2 separate regions of the Homo sapiens genome follow, and region 2 is linked to region 1. A link is a loop called in an ENCODE intact Hi-C map of the cell type or tissue named here. Cell type or tissue: OCI-LY7. All regions are shown on one strand. Region 1 overlaps GRIA1 (glutamate ionotropic receptor AMPA type subunit 1). Region 2 has its middle 71 kb from the start of LINC01861.

What was found. Peaks named below come from ENCODE experiments on the same cell type or tissue, not always from the same donor. Only the 100,000 strongest peaks of a DNase experiment are listed, where the experiment ranks them.
Region 2: it touches region 1 in a loop (2.0-fold over the local background); 3 of 110 quality-filtered maps call a loop at or near these places.

Annotation. Positions count from the first base shown.
Region 1 is chr5:153,493,581-153,501,580 of GRCh38, reverse strand. GRIA1 (glutamate ionotropic receptor AMPA type subunit 1) reads right to left here. Exons shown (of 16, transcript NM_000827.4): 2 at 7,516-7,653. Among named protein-coding and RNA genes, the nearest start is that of GRIA1, 6.9 kb to the right of the region's middle. In OCI-LY7, CTCF peaks have their summits at 4,438 and 4,637 (motif pointing left); a DNase peak (open chromatin) is centred at 4,600.
Region 2 is chr5:153,824,428-153,832,427 of GRCh38, reverse strand. No RefSeq gene overlaps it. Among named protein-coding and RNA genes, the nearest start is that of LINC01861, 71 kb to the left of the region's middle. RefSeq lists an enhancer at 7,089-7,629. In OCI-LY7, CTCF peaks have their summits at 4,575 and 4,774 (motif pointing left); DNase peaks (open chromatin) are centred at 267, 4,767, 5,647 and 7,417; H3K4me3 peaks cover 1,343 bases; H3K27ac peaks cover 3,114 bases.

The DNA.
Region 1 (8,000 bases):
AAACACGGCACTTCTCTGCTTAAAACCCTTCCATGGGTTCTTTAGTGTTTGAGCTAAAGATCAAAATCCATAACAGAGCCTACAAGGCCTGGCCAGGCCTCTGCCCAGGAAGCTTCTCAAACACTCCTCCTGTTCCCATCACTGCATCACCAAAGCCTTCAGTCCTCAGCTCAAGCACCTATTCATCCTCCTGCACGAGCTGGTTCCTTTGTATATGCTTTCATAGAATCATGGCCCTTTCTTTCAGATTGTTTATTACAACCTATACACTCATTCATGTGATCATCTAATGGCAGCCTCCTTTATTAGCTGGTGAGCTCCATGAGCACAGGGCTGCTTTCTAGTTTTGTTCACAATAGTAAGCACTCCATAAATATTTGTTAAATATTGAATGAATTCATCTGAGGCCCCAAAGTAGGCATAATGCTTCAGCATTTGCATACAGAATGCGCCCTGAATGTGCAAGTTGGTGGAAGGGAAGTCTAGAGCTTTCCTTAGACACTTAGCTTGTTTAGGGATCCTCTTGCTAGCCAAAGGTAGAGAACTTCTATTAATCATATATCTCTGGTGTTTTCCATATGCTGCCAGCATAGAAATACAGCCCCAGAAGGACTCTCAGAGACCATGAGCTTCATTTTATAAATAAGCTTGGGGGAGGGGATGTTTCTCCAAGGTTATACCTAAACGATTCAAGAAGGTAGTCCAGCATTTGAATCCATGTCTTCAAATCTCAACTCAGTATGCTATTTACTGCATCAAACCTGCCATTACAGGAAGGTGTGTGGGGTGTGTGTGTGTGTATACAAATATATACATATATATTTTCCCATCTACATCCTACCTATCTTTCCAAATTCAACTCAAATGTCCTTGTTTTATGAAACCTAAATCCCTCCAACTAAAGGTTTTCCTTCCTTCCTCTGAATGTGTGTGTGTGTGTGTGTGTGTGTGTGTGTGTGTGTGTGTGTGTATGTAAGAGGGGGAGAGAGAGAGAGAGAGAGAGAGAGAGAAAGAGAGGCAGATTTGGTTTATGCCTATTTCCTTTATAAGAACCTGAGCCCCTTAAGAGGAAAATCAATGCCTAATGCATTTTATTTTTCTCAATTTCTAGTGCAATGCCTTGTAATGAAAAATGGATTTCATCTCTTGCATCAGCTGTCACCAATTTGAGGCCACGTGTAGATTCAGTGGGAAAAAATTCTGTAATCAACTAATGCTGTCTACAAAGGTATGGAGTGGGGCAGTGACAGTACATATCCCCATAGAAGGTGATAATAAAAGGGTTTCGGATGAATGAATGAATGAACAAATACATGAAGCTTACCAGTTTTCCAAATGTGCTATATGATCACTTTATCCTGAGTGGCTGAGAGGAGAGCAGTAAGCTCACTCATCCCAGCAGGATCTTCAAACTAGTCAGGGAAAGAAATGTTTACAAGGATTTTTCTATCCATAAAAGCTGATGATTATCAATATTATAATAAGAGCCAAGAGTCAACCACAGACAAATGTCAACACTTGTGTGCCTTAATGTAAGGGCACGGGTGAAGATTGAGGAGCCAACTTCAGACTGTAACATTAACCAGAGAAATGTAGACATCTGCCATGGAGCTGAGAACATAGTGTGGTGCAGGAGGCAAACTCCCAAATCTCCACCACATGGTAACAAGCATATGCAGCAGTGGTTGAGGGGAGGCGAGGAGGAATATTGTGACTTTACCCACTCAAAATACCCTCCTCCCACTCCACAACCAAAATCTGCTCCACCCTTTAATGCCTGCTAAAGTTCCACCTTCCCCAAGAAGTTTTCATCATCCACAGTCATAGCTTCTGCCTTGGAAGACTTAGCTCTTAAGCTTGAATCATAAATTCCACTGTGACACTTCTACCGTTGGGCTATTTCACTGCTATGGTACTTTTCTCTGTCCATATATTCATAGTTTTTTTTTTTTTTTTTTTTTTTTTTTGAGACAAATTCTCGCTCTGTTGCCAGGCTGGAGTGCAGTGGCGTGATCTTGGCTCAATGCAACCTCTGCCTCCTGAGTTCAAGCAATTCTCCTGCCTCAGCCTCCTGAGTAGCTGGGACTACAGGTGCGTGCCACCACGCCCAGCTAAGTTTTTGTATTTTTAGTAGAGATGGGGTTTCACTGTATTAGCCAGGATGGTGTCAATCTCCTGACCTCATGATCTGCCCACCTCGGCCTTCCAAAGTGCTGGGATTACAAGTGTGAGCCACTGCCCCTGGCCATATTCATAGATCTTTAAAAGGAGAATGCTCATTGAGTTTTGGAGCCCCCCAAACTGGCTTTAAATACTAGCTTAGGTTTTTATTTGTTGCATAATATAAAGAAGACACAATCTCTCTCAGTCTCAGTACCATCATCAATGAAATGGGGATAATCACCTTTCAAGACAGTTATAAAACTTAAGACAACATCTGCAAAGTATTTGGCACATAGTAGGTCTTCAAAATAATTCTTGTTTATCCCACCATCAGCCACCATTCTCTTCATTACTGTATACACACTAATTTTTTTGAGAGTAGGAGTTATACATCTTTTGTGTCTTTTATTATTTTTGACAGGGTAAGTAATAGATATTATTAGAAGAAAATAATAAAATGATGAATGCTGACGATATAAATCAGGTATGAGTAGATTGGCCTACTTACAGGCCTGCCCAAACAACATAATTTGATTACTCTAGCAATCAAACAGGAAGTAATGGAAACTTTGGTTAACTTGGGAGTTTATGTATTTAAAAAGGGCAGCACTTCTCAGCTCTAGAAAATAGAAGTTAAGCAGGAATGTGGGCCTAGGGTTGCTTAATGCCCTAAGTTTTTTTTTTAAAGATGCCAGAAATCTGGATTTTTATGCCAAATATGAAAAAGCATTGTGTAGGTCAAGAAAAACAAATCTGTGTTGCAACTCTGAAGTTGATGAGCCATGTTCAGGCAAGAGCTAAGGCCATCTCTCTGTTGCCAGTGCCTAATGTCTTGTTAGGAAGCCCCTGGGCTTCCCCAGTAGGTCCATGACAGAGGGCATCCCACTGTAGTTAGGGTTGCTACCTTTCACCTATTGTCATTGAGGCTCTGAACATTTTTATGCTGTGTAATTCCCTGACTCCTACAGACATTTATTCATTTGTATTAGAGGCATTTCCAAGTGTTCTCAACACTAAACTATAGATATACATGGTCTTTCTGACAGCAGTTTATATTCTGGTGGTGAAGCTAACCTATAAAGACACAACACAGACAACATTGCAGTGCTATCAATCAGGGCTTGCAAACTCAATGCTTGCCAAAGCCAGCAGGTAAAGAAAATGGGAAGAATGGGCTGATTGGGAAAGAGGCCATGTAGATGGGGTTTACTCTGTCCCATCTCAGCAAATTGAGGCTGCATAGACCTGGGCCCTAGTGTTGCCAGATATTTTAATATTTAAAAATATTAGTCAAGACAAGATGTCCAAGTTCTAATGTGAAATTCCATGGTTCTTACACAGTGTATGGGCCCAGAACTCAGTCTCTGTGCTGGAACTGGCTTGTGGATGGCTATATTTGGTGACCCCTTCTGCAGATAGATAACCCTATTTATCGTTGAGGCTCAATTCAATCACCACCTCCTAGAGACAAACTCCACTCTTCAAGGAATCTTCAATACTCCATACAAATTGCTGCTATAGCACTTACAACATTACATTTTAATTTTCTCTTTACAGGATAGAAAATGTCTTACTATGGATAAAGTACTCCAGGGTGGGGAATGCAACTTACTGTTGTCTGCATTTGTAGCACTTTATGTCATGCCTAGGTTTGGTTGAGGGCTCAAAAATGCTTACTAAAGGGATGGAAGACTTTTTAGATTAAAGAGATTCTTAAAGTGTAATCCCCATAATAATTGCTATAGAATTCCTCCAGGGCCTACTCTTGAATATCTTGATTCAAGAAGTAAAAAGTTCATCATGAGTCTTGCTTTAAACAAGCTCCCTGAGTGAATTTTAAGTGCACTGAAGTTTGTGAACCTCTGGGCTAAACTGTTAGCTCCACAAGGAAAGAGGCTGTGCCTTCTTTCCTGGCCCCTATATTCCTAGCGTCTGGCCCAGTGTTTGGCATGAAGTAGGCATTCAGTATGTACTTGCTGAATGAATGAATGAATAAATAGGTGAATAAATTAAAAGGTAAGAATTAAGCTGCAACTATGCTACTCAGACCTCTAATAGTAATAATCTCAATCAGCATTTCATTTATTCCTTTATTTACACTTACCACAAAGGCACCAAAATAAGCTGGGTAGCTGATCAGTAAATATCTTCTCTATGCACAATCTCCCCAAACTCTACCCCTGTAAGCTTGGAAAAGTGCTTAAAGGAGATCCCAAGGCATTGGGTTGCTGATTCAATGGCTTTACTCTTTAACAATGGCAGACCAGGGAAGCAAGAAAGATTGAACACGAAGAAGGCACCAAACTCTCACCTTGGCCAGTAGTAGTAGCCATAGTCCTCTTCTATCTTCCCCACCTTCCCTACCATATAACCACCTCTCCTCATTTTTAGTCCCCTGCTGCTAACATGTCTAGCATGAACAGGTCCCATTACACTTCCTCTCCCTTCCCTTCTCCACCCTCTGGTGGAGGGACAATGAATAGCAAAATGCAAAGGGAAAAAATCAAATGACAGCAAAAATTATGAAAAAAAAACAAATAAAATTTGGTCATTTTCTAGATCTAAGACTTATTGGGCAGTTAATTTAAGGCAACTACTAATTCAGATTTCAAAAAACACAGCACAGAAAATTAGTCTGAATAAGATGCTTTTCTTGCTTTTCCATGTATCAGTAATGAGTACATTCTTCCTAAAACTGCTTTGCTCCCACTGACATTTTTTACTCAATTAAAATTGGGACAGATGTAAAGTTTTCCCAAACCAATGGACCACAGTGAACACAGCCCTAAAGTATTCCTAGCCTTACATGAAATTTAAGAGAGGCTCCTCCAGCCAGGCCACCATTTCCACCTAACTTGCCCAGTACCCCCTTTGGGATCTGGGAGCTAAAGAAAAGAAACACAAAGTCTAAGCACAAAATAAGATTATTGCTTCTCAGATAATCCCCATAACAATGTTTCCCACTAGACTGTAAGCTACCTGAGAGCAAGGGCATTTTATCATCTCTGTATTTCCAATATCTATTTCAGTTTATAGCTTTGAAGAAACACTTAAAGAATTAACTGAACGAACAAGACAGGAATTCATGGAAACCTGTACACTAGTTCATGGATGGCAGCATCAAGTTCAAGAACTCAGATTCATCCACTCCAGGCCTGTTGACCAAAATGAACAACATTGTCTGTATCATATTTCTGTCTCCCTAATAAACAGTCATTAACCCTATTAGAGATCAAGTCTTAGGTTGCTGAGATAACAAGACAGAAGCACCACCTTTTGCCTTAGAACCTTTTCTCCTATTTTTGTCTTTTATTTTCTTGCTGTGCCAGTCAACATCTTGACACTACTAGGAGAGCAGTTCACATCTCTTTCAACCAAAACCTGCTGTAGATATTTCTCAGCAGCATGAGTGAATACACACACCAGCTATTTATTCTTGATTCTCTATGCAAGTAATACAAAAGCTATAAAGTATGACAAAAGCTATGGAGCCCTGCTCCAGGAAATAAATTAGCACATGTATATGCGTTTAAACATTTATAGGTACACTGATGCCCCCAACCAAATGCCCCTTCCAAAGACCCTAATCAAAGCCACATTAAAAAGTAAAGAAAGGTTATCTAATAGCAAAATAGCTACTCAGTATTATTCTAGATTCCCAGAAAGATAGTTTCATAGAACTAAAATTCAGCAATTAAACTTCAGCTATTTTTTTAAGGGTAGTGAGTAACACAGTAGATAAGATTTTCAACCTCAGCATTACCAAAATGAAGAATTGCTATTTTATTTATTCAATGGACCAGTCCTGTGCAAATCATAGCTACAGTTTGAAACACTGTAAGTTTTTCTCCTTAGGTACTTTATTAGACCTCTGCCTTACAAGACCCTGAAAATTCCCTTTCATTTCTTGGGTAATCCCACTAGTTGATTAGGGTACCATAAGAATCAGTGTATCTGTCACAGTATCCAGGAACATGGACCTTCAGGTCTCAAAACCACCATTTGCTTCCTGAGTAACCTTGGGCAAGTTATATAATCTGTTGTAGCCTCAGTTTTCTCATCTCTAAAAGGAAGATAATGTCTAGTACTCTGCAAAGCTCCTGTGAGGATTAAATGAGCTAACACATAAAAAGCAATTAGTGCATTACATGGGCTGTAGTCAGTGCTTAATACATGGTAATGAATGTGACTATAAATGACTATAAAGTATTTATCATAGTTCTGATGCACAGTAAGTTCTCAATAAATGAAATCTGCTATAATTATAGTTCTTGGAATTTGTAACAACATTATTTTAGGAGTGGTCTTTGGGATAGAAAGAATTCTGACTTCTCATTTTGAGACTTCAAAGCATAGCCTATTCAAATCATTGAGAACTCACCAGTGGGACTATGAGAAAGACACAAAGGAAATATGGTCCATGACTTCCACCAGAGACAGCTCAGCAGAAGTCACCAAGTCAATAGTGACACACCAAGACTATCGTGCCAATTCAATCCAGTTTGGGGTCTCAAATTGTTCTTGTGAATTCAGCTCACATTTCCCTGCCATAAATTTTTACTTGAGCTTAATCCCTGAAGGGAAAATATGTTTCCTGATTAATTTTTATGCTTTCATCTGTCATGAAAAGCCAATCATGTGAGCACAGGCTTCCTTTTCATTCCTAGTTGCCAGGAAAACTCAGAATGGTGTTTGTTGCCCACATTTTACAATGCATTCAATTCAGATGTCAGAGATTTATCTATCCCTTCTTCTTGAGGCCACCTTTGTTCTGTTTGATGCTCAATGACCATCCTACAAACTGTGCCTTAAACAACCAATTTCCTCAAGCTATTTTTAAAATGACCAAGGCACCAAGTTTTAATTATTGGTCACTTCCGAAAATGAAGAACCAGATGTGTACAACTTCTCAGCTATTATTTCTTATCAAGCTACATTCTGTCCATTTAACATGTAGATAGGAAATGCCTTAAGCACTTTAAACCACATTTTCACAAACTCAGGACCCTTAATTCTATGCCTCTCAGAAGATTCGTATGTGTAAAACTCTCTCAGCTGTGCCAGAAAACCTCTGCAAGGTAGGGAAGATGCAGTCAACCCAAGCACCCATCGTGCTGGCATTAAAGTTAGCTGACAGTGAAAAAGCAAATCCATTACATGAAGCATTGCAGGGGCTAAAATGCCAACTGCTGGAATCACTCAGAAGCCTCTAGAAATTTTTCTTGGAGGGCTTTCTCTTACAAAGACGAATGGCAACTGAAGTCATTTTTGCAACACCACCACCTACCCACAGGCCCTCCTTTCATTGGTCTAGCGCAGAAAGACATCTCAGAAATAGAAGCAATTACTTACATCTATAGGTCATCTCAAAGCTGTCGCTGATGTTCACAATATCAATCTGGGGGAGCAGCTTCGGGGGCTCTGTGAGTTGCGACAAAGCAAATCTAAAAGCAGCATGTTCCTGTGACTGCTGGTTTGGAAATAATCCCCCTATGAGAAAAGAAAATGCAACATGGTATATGGGCTAGAGACAGGTTTTAGTTCCTCACGACTCACTCCAGATGAGTCCTTTTCTTCTCCCCATGCCAAACTCACTAGCTGTAGCCTTGAGTGGTAGAGATGAGAGTTCAAATAGGCTTAACTGGACACTGAAACTTAAACTCCTACAGATGAGCTTTTTTGTGACATGGGCCTCTAATATCTATTACTTTGCTCAAACATTTGATTGTGTACCCCTCAACTCAGCTAAAGTCAGAGAAAACAGGAGACTTGTGCCATTTCTCTTCTTCCTCCCTTGTGCAAACCACCTAGGAGCTGCTATTCTCTTATATAAACAT
Region 2 (8,000 bases), 330 kb before region 1:
ATAACTAGGGCAGGCCATATCACAGCAATAAATAAATAAATCCAAACATGTAATGGCTCAACAAAATAATTTCTGGCTTACATAACAGTCAAAAGAAGTTCTGATGGGTGGGGGTTGCTGCTTCATGCTGTCAACCAATCATTAGCTGTATGAGAAAAAGAGCATTAAGTACCATGCATGGGGCTTTTTTTACGGTTTAGGTCTGGAAGTGGCGCTTATCTTTTTCTGCTCATCTCTCATTGGCTAAACTCAGTCATGTGGCCACATCTAAGGGCTGCTGGGAAATGTAGTCCAGTTGTGTACTTAGGAAGAAGAGAAAATGGACTTTTAGGAAGAAGAGAAAATGGACTTTATTGAGCAGCTTAAAATCTCTACCATTAAAAAAAGAAACAAATCTAGCATAAAAGATTTGGTGTTTTCTAAATGTAAGAACACTGCTGCAAAATGTAACCATTTATTATCTACACCTTCATATAGTTTATTTCCTTTTTATATCTTTCTTGTTTAAGAATTTCAGAGGTGAGGGGGACCTAAAATTCAATGGCTTTTAATTGACACATGAGGCCAGGGACGTTTGCTCGGAATAATTCAACCTCATGTTGGGTTCTCTGCCATCTCACCTTCATTGCAGAAGGAACATCTAGTTGGAGAAATATCAGGATATGTGTTTGAAAGTCAGGAAGACACAAATTGAATATTGATTGATGATCATAAGCTATTGGCATTAGAAGGGGATGCAAACTGACCTTCACTCAAGGACTTTCCTCTGCAGCATCTTTGATAGTTGTCTGTGTTCTACTCCTTGAGGACACTCAAACCAAGTTACCTCCTTCTTTTATCTAACAACCCTTAGGAGAGTGTGGTGATTCTTAGGTAGTGTACTATGAAGTGCTAGGGTCTCAATAAAAGGTTTCCAAGGTTATCACCTTGGGCTAGGTGGAGGGCTGAGCCAGGGTTGTGTTATGACTTTTGTGGTTCCCTTCCAGAGAAAATATTTAAAATTACTTTTTATGACTATTGGTATACAGATTAACTTACTAATATTATATATTACAAGATTTTTTGACCTAAAAGTTTATCTTTTTCTTCTTATTTTGAAATAAACTAAACACACTTTGTGGGTTCCTAAAAGTATTATGGGTCCTAGGCACTGCACTCACTTTGCCTCATGGATATTTTTCCCCAGGGCTGAGCTTCTCCACCATCCCTATAGGAGATGCTAACAAAGTGAAAAATGTATGTCTTATAGTTGATAAGAATCAACATCTCAAATCATAGATGAGAAAACTTGGGTGTGAGAGAGTGACTCACAAGGCTATTTAGTAGGTAACCTCACAGCCTGGACGACTCTTTCCACATCCCATGTCTTTCCATTTATCCATGTATTAATTCATTCACACCTTCTCTATTTAGTGAGATCTATACTGTGTCAGTTGCAATACACCACAGCATCCCATATACTACATGATCCTTAGGGGTAGGGCAAGTATTATTATCCACAGATGGGCTAACTTGGACTTAGAGAGGCTGGGCATGAGGTTTCTCCACAGTCTTCTTGTTGCAGAGAACAAGAATACAAGTTTTGTTATGCCACTTCCTCATCCCACTGCCCTCTTCAGCCTGGTATAATGAACAACTTTTATTTTTTAAAGATCTTGGATCATTGAGATTCCTGACCAAGTTCAATTTCTGTTTCATCTGATTAATGAAATGTAACATGGAAGGCACCCAGCACAGTCATTACCATCTGTTCACTTTAAAAGTAGCCACCATTGGATCACTTGAAGTCAGGAGCTCGAGACTAGCCTGGCCAACATGATGAAACCCCGTCTCTACTAAAAATACAAAAATTAGCCAGGCGTGGTGGCATGTGTGTGTAGTCCCAGGTACTTGGGAGGCTGAGGCAGGAGAATCGCTGGAACCTGGGAGGTGGAGGTTGCAGTGAGCCAAGATTGTACCATTGCATGCCAGCCTGGGCGACAGAGTGAAACACCATCTCAAAAATAAATAAATAAATGAGTGAAAATTAAAAATAAAAGTATCCCCCATGCTTGGGTGGTACATATGTACCCAGTGCCATTAGTACTTCTGTCATCCCCAGTTTACCGATGGGAAAACCAAGCTTCAGCGAGGCTCTCAAGATTTGAACCCAGCCTGTCTGACTCCTGCCTTCCCATTGTTAATTGTTGAACTCTTCTACCTCCCTTTTCCTGGTTCTCTTCAGCACTTTCCCTTAGAAAAGTTTCCTTTTTCTAGTTTTGAATCCTACAATGAAGCATATAGGAGATTATTCAGCTGTCTAATCATTCTTTATGGATCAGTCAGCACTTATTCATCAGGAAAGTTTAGAATCTCACCTACCACCCAAATCAGCAGGTCCTGAGTGGTCGAGGAGAGCAAAGTTCATTTGCATCCCCTCCCCAACCTTCCCCCCCACCCCTCCACCCCCAACCGTGGCTCCTGGGTGGTCAATCCCACAGAGTCCTCCTACCAGCCAAATGCCCCATGGGCTTTCTTCCCTCAGTTACTGAGTAGCACACACTGGAATCCCTTTCCTTGAAACCACTGCAGCTGGTGGTAATTAAAATAATGCATTCATAAAGAAGTCTTTTTATTTCTAAGTCTAAGGTAATTTTCAAGATAGTGAAGTGTTACGGCAAAGATTTAGATGCGTAAGTATGCACATATGTGTTTTTAATCACACACAAAGGGGCCTGAAAGGATTCTCTTCGAAGTAGAAACAGCGGTCCCTCCTGGAGTATGGAGTGAGAACGGGGGAGGTCCAATCTTTACGAGACATTTCTATATAGTTTTCATTTTTTTTCAGTGGACAATTGCTTGTTTAATTAAAGAAATTAAATACTAAGAAAGATTGTGCTATGAAGAAATGGTTATGATCTTGGGTAAAATCCCACAACCTCTCTGGGTTCTGGTTTTCTCATTTACAAAATGAGAAATTAAATGATCTCTGAGGGCCCTATCAAGGCACTAACATTCTTCAATTCTTTCTATTTTGTTTTATAAAGCACATTCTTTGTTGACCGGTGGAATCACCAGCAAGTATAGGGGACTGCTGTAATTTGCTTTTTAAGAATAAATAAACTTATGGACTCAATTTCTTCTGCTCCCACAAGCTATGCAGCATTACATCTGGCTCATTCATTTCACAGATACTTATTGAGCACATGCTGTGGACCAGAGAGGATTCTGGGTGCAAGGGGCAGAGCAGGGAACAAGAAAACAAGGTCCCTGCACTCATCAGAAAACAAACACAAAGATAAAGATGTCATATTCATTACAGATTATGATGACTGGCATGAAGGGACCAAAGGTGTATGGAGAGGGTGCTCAGAGAAGCCTTTCCGAAGAGGAGACATTTGAGCTGACATTCGAAGGATCAGAATGAGCAGGTGTGCAAATAGCTGCAGAAAGGGCATTCCAGGAGGAGGGGCAAGTGCAAGGGCCTGGAGATGGCTTGGAGGAAGAGAGAGGAGGTTGGTGAGGCTGGAAAACAATAAGCCAGAAGGAGAGTGAGATGAGTGAGCTCAGAGGGTAGGCAGGGCCAGGTCCTGCACACTAATGCTCTTGGGGGACCAAAAGTTAGATTCCACTCTAAGAGCAGCAGAAGTTGATGAAAGATAGCAGGAGAGTGATGTGCTCTGATAAGGCTGTCATCAGTGGGGGTGGGGAGAAGTGGAAGGACTCCAGATATATTTTGAAATAGAACTGAAACGTCTTAGCAGTGGGGTAGATTAGGAGACAGAATAAAAGGTATGAATGAACAATATCATGGAAGTAAGTGGCCACCCTAACCAGAGTCCTGCCAGGGAGCCCCAGTCAAGGGTCAGGACTCAGATAAAATGTTATTTTGTTTAAGCACAGTGTTCCTGCTTTATTTGTAGGGTTGAGGATGGAGGAGCTATAAAATATGGAACTGAGCTTGCAGAGCTGAAAGGGCATTTTTAGGCTGGTGATATACACATGCAAGGGGCAGCTACACTCTAAAAAAATGCCTGCGAATTTGATGACACTCCTATTGAGATGTGGCATCTGCATCCCCTTACCTTGAATCTAGGTGAGCTTGTAACTGCTTTGACCAGTAAAGTATGATGGAAGCTATGCCATGTGCTAAGTGTTGCCACCCATTTGAGGGTGGGTCATAAAAAGTATTCCTTGTTCATGGGAGTACCCTTGCTTGGAGCCTGAACTGCTGTGACTACCTAGGAACTGCCATGCTGTGAGGAAGCCCAAGTCATGTGGAGAGGCCACATGCAGGGTAAATGGCAGACCAAATCTTCACTTCATCCCAATGCAGGTACCAGACAGGAGGGCAAAGAAACCTCTAGAAAATTCCTGTGTGTGTGTATGAGTCATGCTTGTGAAACTTTGAGTCTTCCCACCTCAGTCCCAGACACTGTGGCACAGAGAAGAGATGTCCCTGCCATGCTCTGTCCACTTCTGGACCCACAGAATTTGGCTACTTCACTGAGTTTTGGTGCAAGTTTGTCACACAGTAATGAAAATGAGAACAGCCATCTGGGTGGGTTGGTAAGTCCCTAATTGGAATGTTTAGGAGGTCTGGATTTTAGTCCTGGATTGACCACAATATCACTTCTTTTAGGTTTTGATTCTAAGCACAGATATTTATGCCATTTGGGGGCTTGATGTTAACTTCCCTTGATGCTAGTCTAAATGGTCCAGGAGGAAAGAAAACAGTTTGGGCATCCTGAACCCTGGTATCTGCGTAAGTGGTGCCCTCTGTGGGTGGTGCTTTGTTAGATGCAGAATCAGCCTGTGAAGTCAGCTCAAACTGTCTCAGCTGTTGCAGGGCGGCGTATTTATTGCCTTCCTCTCTTCTCACAATTCCTCTCAAGGATCTTGGGCCTTGGAAACAAATGTCATGGGAGGCTGTTGGAATTCTGGACTCTCTGCCAGCAACTTAGCCTGAGACATTGGACAAGTTCTTTTTCTTCTTTGGGACCCGGTTCCTTATTTGTGAAATAAGGATTTGGACAAAACAAGAGCTAAATAGCTTTCATTTGTTTGTTTTTGCATGAGAGCCAGTTGAATAAAATTAAGAAAGGTTTGAAGTTTTGAGAAACATTTCTCTTTTTTCCCTTGAATTCAAAATAAAATGGCTTTTTGAGAATGAAAAGCCACACTGAGCTACTTAACTCCTTCTTTTCCATCATAACTAACATTGACTAGATATGAGATTTAGAGTATGCCAGGCATTGTGCAAAGAGCTTTATATTCTTGAGGTCATTTAGTCAACCCTTTGTGGTAAGCATTGTCATACCCGTTTCATAGATGAGAGAGCAGAGGCTTGGAAAGGTTAACTAACTTCTCAGTGTTATCCAACTGCCAGGATTTGAAGGCAAGACTCCATATTCTCCACTCTTAGCTAGCATGCTGTCCTGCTTTCGGCTCATCCCCAAACATGAAGACCTTTTCCAGAGCTTGTGCTTTGTAATTTTTGAGATTTTCGTGGGCCCCTCCTTCAAGAATGACTTCATCAATGGCCCTGGAGAAGAGCTGGGACTCAGGAGGGTGGAGCCAGGTCTTCCTGACCACCAACTTCCACCTGCTTAACAAAACATCCAGGCAAAGTGCAGATGTGGGGCTTCCTCAGCACTCTGTGTCCTGACTGAGCTCCAACCTCTGAGAATGACAGTGACAGAGGCACCTGCTACCACACCACCTGCTTTTTTCTTGCTCCATTTCCTAGACCACTTCCTCTTTGAGGACAGGGACCCTTTCCCCAAAGTATCGAATTCCTAATGAATGAACAGAACAGAGCAGATGATGGCCTCTCACATTGGGTGACTTCCAAAACCCTGTAGTCTCATGGTTAGAGGGTCAGGAGCTGGAGTCCCACAGATTTGGACCCAGATTTTAACTCTACCTTTTATAATTTTCAATCTTGTGCAAGTTACTTGTTTACTCTTGGCCTTAGTTTCTTCATCTGTAACATGAGGATAATCACAGTCTCTCTTTTTTTTTTTTTTTTTTTTTTGACACAGAGTCTCATTCTATCACACAGGCTGGAGTGCAGTGGTGCGATCGTGGCTCACTGCAAGCTCCACCTTCACGCCATTCTCTGCCTCAGCCTCCTGAGTAGCTGGGACTATAGGCGCCCACCACCATGCCCGGCTAATTTTTTGTATTTTTAGTAGAGATGGGGTTTCACCGTCTTAGCCAGGATGGTCTTGATCTCTAGACCTCGTGATCCGCCCATCTTGGCCTCCCAAAGTGCTGGGACTACAGGCGTGAGCCACTGTGCCCGGCCAGCACAGGGTTCTTAAGAGGATCAAATGCCATAGTGATACAAAGTGCTTAATTAACACTGTGCTCATTAAATATGAGCTGCTGTCTTCTTTCTCTTTTTGAAGATGAGGGAGTTGGTGATGTTGAGATATCTGGGGGTTACCTTGGGGTAAAGTGACAAACTGAAGCATCACTAGAATGCAGAGGAGGAACCCAAACTATGGAAATAATAATAACAATAATGCTACCTTACAACCAGTATAGCATGCTGCAGATTACAAATATTCTTGCCTGTACAATACAGAGACATACATACATACACACATATAGCCTTAGCTGACCCTTAACATGACCCTGGAGAATGAGGAAATCATGTCACATGATGTATTACTACTATTAAAAAATTTTTTAGAGATGGGGTCTTGTTATTTTTTTAGAGATGGGGGTGGCTCAGTTCTGGTCTTGAACTCCTGGGCTCAAGTGATCCTCTTTCCTCAGCCTCTTGAGTAGCTGGAATTACAGATGCGAACCACCATACCTGGCTACACAAGGTATTACTGAACATTGTGGAGATGTTTATCTTAAAAAAGTCTGAGCAGGCTATATGTGAACCCAGTTACCTGAAGGAGGTTGGTGAGTATGCATGTTCCTGGAAGAATGCAAGCAAGAGGCATGTTAAGATAGTGACCCTCCAGCTGTTGTAATTGTGAGAGTTCAAGATTCTGGGAACTTGTGTATGATTAACCCAAGATGAAGAAAATGGTAATCCTAAATCCTGGGCATATGCGGTCTCTCTTCACCTTTCCCTCCCTGGCACAGGCATGGCTTCACGTTCATAATAAGATTAGTGCAGCAGGAAGTCATTTCTGTGGGGTTGGGGCAGCAAGTCTCCTGTGATCTTCTGGCTTGAATTCCACATATGCTTCTTGCCACTGTCGGTCCTACTGGGCTGGATTGAGAGAGGGATGGGCAGAGATGACTCATGCTGCTGCCAGAGAGGCAGGGGGCAAGGGAAAGTGTGAGCTTCGGCAGTGTGCTAGCCAGTGGGACAGGAGAAAGCTGTAGGATAGATGAGAAAAGAGCAAATGAACGCGCCTGCAGGTGGGCTGATCACACTCTGTGGGGGTGGGGAAGGCCAAGTTGAAAGGAAATGGCACTGCTGACACCTCTCTCAGGGGAATAGGGGGAAGGGCTTCTGCAGATTTGACCATTTAATGAGTCTTCGTTTTCTGCAGCAAGGAAAGCGCTACATGTAGAGAATTTGAAAGCACAATCCTTCTGAGATATAGTCCTTGCATTAAGTCATCTACTATTAATTCATTAATTTATTGAGTACTGAATATGTGCTGGGCTTGGTGAGAGAGTGGAGTGGGAAGATTTCTGGAGCTGTAGTTAAAAGTTCTGGGTTGGCCTTGGGCAACCCATTAAATCCCTCCGAGCCTGTGTTTCCTCATCTGTAAAATGGGGATGTTGGTGCCCACCCTTTGCCCTCATAAAGTTATTGTGAGACTAGAATGAGGCTAGATGTGCAGAAAATATTTTGCAAACTGGCCTTGCTGCAGCTCTCTCTTCAGTGGGTATGGGAGAAAAATGAAGATAAATAACTGGTTTTTATTGTAAATCCATATTTTTGAAAAATGGACCATGAGTTAGTTTACAAGGTCATTATTCTAGAGTTTTTTGTTTTCTGGAGATGGAGGTCTCACTATGTGTTGCCCAGGCTGGAGTGCCAT